Regions from separate parts of the Homo sapiens genome. Here region 1 is linked to region 2. Evidence: chromatin loops called from intact Hi-C (ENCODE). Cell type or tissue: PC-9. All regions are shown on one strand. Region 1 overlaps USP48 (ubiquitin specific peptidase 48). Region 2 has its middle 20 kb from the start of CELA3B.

Region 1 (4,000 bases), 190 kb after region 2:
AGGAAGAAGCAGAACCTCTGTAAATGACCATTTGGAGTGAAATCCCTACCCCCTTTCCCATTCAAAGGATGAATCTTTGAACTGCATAGCAACTGTGAAATCTTTGATTATAAATTTTCCACTCATCGTGTGTACTCTTAAATGACAGATCATTGGAGATCTACCAAAACAGAACTGAAAGTGTATCTCCTACCTATAGTCAATATATTATAGAAGGAACTTAGTCATTCATACCCTTTGATACCTAGCCTACTACTTTTCTACTCCCTGAACACAATTTTTGACTTGTGGAACATTGTTTTTTTTTGTGCTGTGTCACCTAGGCTAGGGTGCAGTGCCATGATCTCAGCTCACTGCAACCTCCGCCTCCCGGGTTCAAGTGATTCTCATGACAGCCTCTGGAGTAGCTGGGATTACAAGCATTCGCCACCAAACCCAGCTAATTTTTATATTCTTAGTAGAAGTTTAGTAGGGTTTTGCCACGTTGGCCAGGCTGGTCTTGAACTCCTAGCCTCAAGTGATCCTCCCGCCTCGGCCTTTCAGAGTGCTGGGACTACGGGTGTGAGCCACCACATCCAGCCTGGAAAATCTTTTTGTTACAATTTTGGGCATCATTCCAGATTTCTCCTTTCCTTTCTTGCCTGTTGCATCTTATTAGTCCCCAGTTCTATTGATTTCTTCCCATCAATATGCTTGAACTTCCTCCATTCCTATTCCCACTGAATTGCCTTTTTTTTTTTTTTTTTTTTTTTTTTTTTTTTTTTTGGAGATGGAGTCTCACTTTGTTGCCCAGGCCGGAGCACCATGGGATCTCGGCTAACTGCAACCTCGGCTTCGTAGTTTCAAACTATTCTCCTGTCTCAGGTGATCCACTCACCTCAGCCTTCCAAAGGGCTAGGATTACGGGTGTGAGCCACCACACCCGGCCTAAATTGGCTTTTTAAGACCTCATCTTCCACTAGAAAAATTGTTAGTTATGTCTCACACCTTGTTTAGCTTCGGAACGTCTCATGCCTTGTTCAGCTTCGGGCTGTCCCCCCCTTTTTTTTTTTGACAGAGTCTCGCTCTGTCACCCAGACTTGAGTGCAGTGGCGTGATCTCGGCTCACTGCAACCTCCGCCTCCCGGGTTCAAGCGAGCCTTCTGCCTCAGTCTCTGGAGTAGGTGGGACTACAGGCGCGTGCCACCATGCCTGGCACATTTTTGAATTTTTAGTAGAGAACGGGGTTTCACCATATTAGCCAGGCTGGTCTCAAACTCCTGACCTCAAGTGATCCGCCTGCCTCGACCTCCCAAAATGCTGGGATTACAGGCATGAGCTACCACACCCCGCCCGGTCTGTCCTGTTTACTGCTGCCAAAGTGTGTCCCTGGCCTAAAATCACAGCAGATGTCTGCTTAGTACGTCATAACCAAACCTTTTGGAACCTATCCTCTGCCTAACACGTTGGTGTTCTCATACAGTGCAGTCTTGGAACAAAGTACCCATTAAATTATCTGAATTCCTTATCGTACTATGGCATTGCCATTGTGCTGTTATTACTCAAGTTTGGTGGACCTGTGCCCAGAAGTAGAATTATTGAAACAAAAACATTGTTGTCATTTAACATTTTTGAGATGTTTTCTTTAGTTATTTTTCCTGCAGGGTTATATGATATTTTGATTTATAAGAAATATATGCTTAGTCTTTGTACTACTTCTGGCACAGCTCCTAAAACCTTTGGGATCTCTGAAGTGACTAAGTGTCTTTTTGTATGCTAATGAAATGACTGATGGCTGGGAGCTCTTGGTAGCCTCCACATGGGCTGGTTGCCAGGAGAACCAACCACGATGAGAGGTTTAGAACTTTTTAGTCTGACCTCTGGGAGGGGAGAGGACTAAAGGTTGCTAATCTCCAGTGGCCAGTGATTCAATCAGTCATGCCTATGTAATCAAGTCTTTTTTTTTTTTTTTTTTTGAGACGGAGTGCCACTCTGTCACCCAGGCTGGTGTGGGGTGGCACAATCACGATCTCGGCTCACTGCAACCTCCGCCTCCCGGGTTCAAGCAGTTCTCTGCCTCAGCCTCCAGAGTAGCTGGGATTACAAGCACCTGCCACCATACCTGGCTAAGTTTTGTATTTTTAGTAGAGTCAGGGTTTCACCATCTTGGCCAGGTTGGTCTTGAACTCCTGACCTCATAATCCACCAGCCTCGGCCTCCCACTGCGCCCAGGCTTTTTTTTTTTTTTGGAGACAGGGTCTCTCTCTGATGCCCAGGCTGGAGTGCAGTGGCGTGATCTCAGCTCACTGCAGCCTCTGCCTCCCGGGTTCAAGCAATTCTCTTGTCTCAGCTTCCTGAGCAGCTGGGACTATAGGCATATGCCACCACACCTGGCTAATTTTTTGTATTTTTAGTAAAGATGGGTTTTCGCCATATTGGCCTGGCTGGTGTCAAATTCCTGGCCTCAAGTGATCTGCCTGCCTCAGCCTTGCAAATTGCTGGGACTACAGGTGTGAACCACTGCTCCCAGACACTGTCTCATATTTTGTGAAACACTCAACCTCCTTGATCTGTTTTGATAGTTGATAGACACAGGTACACATAACTGTTTTTCTACTGTAAGGAAATTGGCACACACATGATGATAAATGATCCTTGATACCTGGGGCCTACTCCTAAGGAGGGATAAAATGGAGTTAGGGGCATTGGAGAATGACGAATGGGAGAGGCTACAGCCCTCTGTGGTTGGCATTCTGCTGTGCTGCTAAGGCTGGCTTTAGAAGTAACAGCTTATAATTAGAACTGTGATTTGTGTCTGCCTGTCCATCCGTCCTCCCTCCCTCCCTCCCTTCCTTCCTCCCTTCCTTTTCTTGAAACAGAGTTTCTCTCTAGTTACCAGGGTTGGAGTGCAATGGCATGATCTCGGCTCACCGCACCCTCTGCCTCCTGGGTTCAAGTGATTCTCCTGCCTCAGCCTCCTGAGTAGCTGGAATTACAGGCATGTGCCACCACGCCTGGCTAATTTTTTGTATTTTTAGTAGAGACGAGGTTTCTCTATGTCAGCCAGGCTGGTCTCGAACTCCCGACCTCAGGTGATCTGCCCGCCTTGGCCTCTCAAAGTGTTGGGATTATAGGCGTGAGCCACTGCGCCCAGCTGTTATTTGTGTTTGTTAAGTAGATTCTTTACCTCTCCAAGTAAGAGAACAAACACAACCCCGCCCCCCCATATTGGGCTATGTATGAAAGGCTTAGCAACAATTTAGAAGTTTAGAAAGCCCAAGCCCTTTTAATGCAAAGCACCGCCATTGGCTTTTTGGTTCCCACCTGAAGTGTGGCCATAGAGGCTCGGGAGCCATAGGTTTGGCCTGGGGTGGTAGTCTATCACAGGTCACCTGCACTTGGCATTCTGCTGTGGTGGTGTTCTAGCCGACTGAAGACGTATTCAGTGATACCTAGCAAGCAATTAATTTAAGAAAATTTAAAAAGAACAATGCCAGTGTTGTGGGGCCTAATAATACAGATTGCTCCCAGCTTCTCATAGTAGCTTTTGAAAGTCTTATTGTGGTAATATTTAGGCCATAGGTTGTGTTTGCCTTTTGATGCCAGCTTTAGAACCAGTTGAGTATGCATGATTTTTGGGTGGGGACAGGGAGAGCCTACCTTTTCTTCATTGTCTGAATTATTTTGCTATCAGGAACTGGAGACTAAAATCTAAACAGATCCAGTGGAACTATTTTCTGAGAATGATGTCTGTGTTTGACACATGGGAGTATCTGTTTCCCCAGCCAGGTCGTGTGAATTTTTTTTTTTTTTTTTTTTTTTGAGATGAAGTCTCGCTCTGTCGCCCAGGCTGGAGTGCAGTGGCGTGATCTCGGCTCACTGCAACCTCCGCCTCCCAGGTTCAAGCAATTCTCCTGCCTCAGCCTCCTGAGTAGCCAGGATTACAGGCGCCTGCCACCACGTCCAGCTAATTTTTGTATTTTTAGTAGAGATGGGGTTTCACCATGTTGGTCAGGCTGGT
Region 2 (4,000 bases):
CAACCTGGGCAACAGAGCAAGACCTTGTCTCAAAACAAACAAGCAAACAAAGAAACAAAAAGGGTACAATGAACAGCCAGCTGAAGAGGTCAGGAAGGGTCCCGAGACTGGAGGATGCCATTACTGAGACCAATAGGACTGGAACAGGCTTTAGAGACCATTTGGTCCCCTATTTGGTCCCCCAAACTCCTCCTTTTCCAGTTGGGCAAACTGAGGCCCAGCTCATTCAGCAAATTAATAACAGAGCCGGGTCTAGAACCCAATTTTCTCAACTGTCAAATAATGGTGGCAACAGCTAGTATTGATTGAGAGCCTACTACATTAGGGATAAACCTGGTGGAGCAGATATTATCTCAGGTGAGGAATTTGAGTCTCAGAAAAGAGAAATAACTTACCCAAGGTAACCCAGCTGGTACAACTGGTACAAAGAAGAACCTCACTGCCAAATTCCTCTCTTGGGAAAATGACTCTTTTTTGTTTGTTTGTTTTTGAGACAGAGTCTTGCTCTGTCACCCAGGCTAGAGACAGAGTCGTGCTCTGTCACCCAGCTGACGTGATCCCAGCTCACCGTAGCCTCCACCTCCTGGGCTCAAGCGATCCTCCCACCTCAGCCTCCTGGGAGAAATGGCTTTTACCTCACAATGTTATTGAAAGGATGTTGTCATCTAAAGCATATTTGCAGGAAGGAAGAAGTTGTCATCTGTTGCTCCCACATCTTAGTGGGGTTGGCAGAAGGAAGTCTGCTCATTTGTCAAGGAAACCCCCCACCCCCCACCCCAGCTGAGAATCAAGATTGCCAGGAGCCACTCTGCTGGGTACAAGAAAGAACAGGGAATATTGGCTTTTCTAGTCAACAGCTGAAAGCCATCCATTTTTCAGGCTCAGCAGCCAGAGGGTGGGAGGACTACGGGGGCAGTGGGAGCCACGCAACAGGGGCAGGCGGAAGAGAGAAGCTGGAGAAAGGTCTCCTGTGGAGTAGCAGTCACAGAGCAGTGTGGCAGGGGCTGCGACTTTGCTGACAGAACATGACAGTCACAGAAGGTGGGGCAGCAAGAGGGGCTGAACACTGACCCAGAAGCAGAGATTCCGAGTGAGGGGTGACAAAAGGCCATAACAGCCTTCTGGGCTCCTTGAAAAATAGCAGGGAAGGCTCTGGACTTCCCACAGCCCGCGGGATGGAGACTTGAGCCATTATATCTGACGATTAAAGGAAAGGGGCTGGGCGCGGTGGCTCATGCCTGTAAACCCAGCACTTTGGGAGGCCGAGGCGGGCGGATCATTTGAGGTCACGAGTTCAAGACCAGCCTGGTCAACATGGTGAAACCCCATCTCTACCAAAAATACAAAAGTTAGCTGGGTGTGGTGGCACGTGCCTGTAATCCCAGCTACTCGGGAGGCTGAGGGAGGAGAATCACTTGAACCTGGGAAGGAAGGTTGAAAGGCTGAAGTGAGCCGAGATTGCACCACTGCACTCCAGCCTGGGAGACTCGGTCTCAAAACAACAACAACAACAGCAACAAGTCCTAATGTGTCATATCTGCCAATTCCTGTCGTCCAAATATTTTCCTTATGGCTGATTTCAAGCTACCTGTGTTTTAACAACCATTCACCACATTTCAGAACATTTAACAGTTGGCTCTTGTGGGCCAGCACACGGCTGCAGCCACTCGTAAGGTAATCAAGCACTCGGAAGTGTGCCTGGGACACGGGGAGCACGTTGTGAACACTCGCTGTGATTGCGAGCCAGTCAAGTCAACAGTGTTCCGGAAGTCCCCTCCCCACCTCCACTTCACAGAACAGGAGATTGAGGTTTGGAGAAGTTCACCTGTTTGCCCCAGGTCACAGCACAAGCCTCTTACTTGCCGTCCTACCTTCCGTGGGCGCTGTTCTCTCAGCAAGGTTGTACATAAGCCTGCCTGTGACCGTCCTCCTGCACCCTCCTTACAGGGACTTTCCCGGGCCCCATCAAGATGGGAGCCCTGCTGCCTCCCAGATTGGCTGCTCTACCTGCAAAGCCCTCAGGTAGCTTGGCGGGCGGGAAGCTCTCCCTGGCAGGGACTCCTGCCAAGACACTCCTGCCCAGTGCTCCTGAGCTCAGATCTGCCCTGGCTTGTGCCTGCCACATGTGGACTTGGGGAAGTGCTGTTTTTGGCAGTGGGTGAGCAGGGGCCCCATATCCTTGAGGGTGTTAGGTGAGGAGGACGCGTGACTCATTGTGCTCTGGTGGGTATAAGGCTGCAGCCGGGGGAGGGCCAGGTCCAGGCCCAGGAGAGATTTTCCAGTCTGGCAGGCAAGTTGGCTCAAGGCCAGGTATAGGCTCAGGACACAGTGCCAACAGTTGCCTGAGGCTGGACACAGATGCCCTTCGGGCAGGGTGGAGGGCTCTTGGCTCTAGCTGTCCCCTGAACTGACCTGGGTGTCACAAACATGTGGCTGCTGAGCTGGGCTTATAAGAGCCATGTGGCTGAAGGGATAAGGGGGCACTTCCCACTCTCTCAGGCCCCAGGGAAGGAGAGAAACTGCTGAGCGGCAGGTGAAGGCTTAATGGGCAGCACCTGTGCTAATGGGTCAGGGTCCTCAGGTCTCTGGAGAAGGGAGCTGCTCCCCCTACCCAGGGGAGCACAGAGAATGAGATGCCTTGGAACTTCTGTGCTTGGGGTTGGGGAAGGGCCCCTAGTGTTCTTGGTGAGCACAGGATGGGCAGAGGATGTTGGTGGGACTGTGGCCCTTGGTGGGTGGGAGGGGGGATAGGTGAGAATGAGGAGAGCCGGTTGGGGGTGGGTGCAGGGGGAGGGCAACGGATGATGCAGAGCTACTTTTCAGCCAGTTTATCCTTGGCAATGAAGCCAAGGATCCAATGCTGGAGGTGGTGGAGAGGGGCCAGGTGGGGCAGCGGGTACCACTGTGGCTGGAGATGGCAGGACAGGGCACCCCACCACCCAGGACCTTCTGAGACTCTGCATCTTCTCTGCAGCGCTGGAAGCGGGGGCAGCTGGGCTTGGCTGGGGAGTGGAGAATGGGGCGAGTGGGGGATGGGACTGTTGCTGTCCAACATCCTGGGTCTCCAGACTAGACCCCTCCCAGTGCTACTCAGTTCACAGGGCCACTTCCTGAGTCCTCACCGAGTGGGAGGGACAGCCTACCCTCTTTTGCACTTAAGAAGGCCAGGTTCTCACTCAAGCCTCCTGGGCAAGCTTGGGCAAGTCTCTAGCCTTCTCTGAGCCTCGATTACCTCATCTGGAAAACAAAATACCTCTTAGGGGTGCTGTGAGGATTAAATGGGAGGGAAGGAGGCTGAGAAGGGCCTGGGACCCACAATATCATGTTCTATGGCACATGATATATGCCTCACAAATATCAGCTTCCCAGGGTTGAGCCTAGGAAAGAGGTGGGGCAGACCTCTTCCCCATATCCTTCCCATCATGCGCCCCGGGCTTGGAGTCAGCTGGACTCCAGCCGGCCCAGCCTAACTCCAGCCTGGGCCCTAAGAGCCCAGGATCGAAGGCCAGAACTTCCCCTCCCCCACCAGGAAAGGGGCCTCTCACTTCCCACTCTTGACTCCCAGCCCCTTCTGGCTCTGAAGGCCTCTGGGGCCTTCAGTGGGGCTGGAGGTTCCCCTGAGGTGGGAGGCTGCAGAGGGACTGTCCTGATCTAGGACACAGCCTGGCTTTCTGGGAAGATGGAGGAATAGCACATTCTTCCTGAAATAATTGTCCTAGAGCTATTTCCAGTGCCTCTTAGGCCAGAAATGGGTAGTGATCTCGATGCCTGGGACCTTCGGGACAAGCATCCTAGAGAGGCCCAGCCCTCTTGCTGGGTGCCTGCCCACCCGGCCCCCCCACCCAGAGCTGAACCAAGCCCTGGCTCAGGCCCCACAAGGGAACTGTGGACACCGCTTCCCTGGTCCACCGAGCTCCCTCGCACTCCTCTTCCGCTGGCTGCGGGCCGCCCTTCTGATCCCTCCTCCTGGCTCCCTGTTTCAGCAGCTGAAACTACCCAA

What was found. A loop is a pair of places that touch in the nucleus more often than their neighbours do. Peaks named below come from ENCODE experiments on the same cell type or tissue, not always from the same donor. Only the 100,000 strongest peaks of a DNase experiment are listed, where the experiment ranks them.
Region 1: a loop joins it to region 2, with 6 times the contacts of the local background. A loop is called at or near these places in 3 of 110 quality-filtered maps.

Annotation. Positions count from the first base shown.
Region 1 is chr1:21,762,667-21,766,666 of GRCh38, reverse strand. All of the region lies in intron 1 of USP48 (ubiquitin specific peptidase 48), which reads left to right. Among named protein-coding and RNA genes, the nearest start is that of USP48, 18 kb to the left of the region's middle. In PC-9, no CTCF peak of the experiment used is centred here; a DNase peak (open chromatin) is centred at 1,706; H3K27ac peaks cover 1,770 bases.
Region 2 is chr1:21,955,215-21,959,214 of GRCh38, reverse strand. No RefSeq gene overlaps it. Among named protein-coding and RNA genes, the nearest start is that of CELA3B, 20 kb to the left of the region's middle. In PC-9, no CTCF peak of the experiment used is centred here; DNase peaks (open chromatin) are centred at 424 and 2,194; H3K27ac peaks cover 618 bases.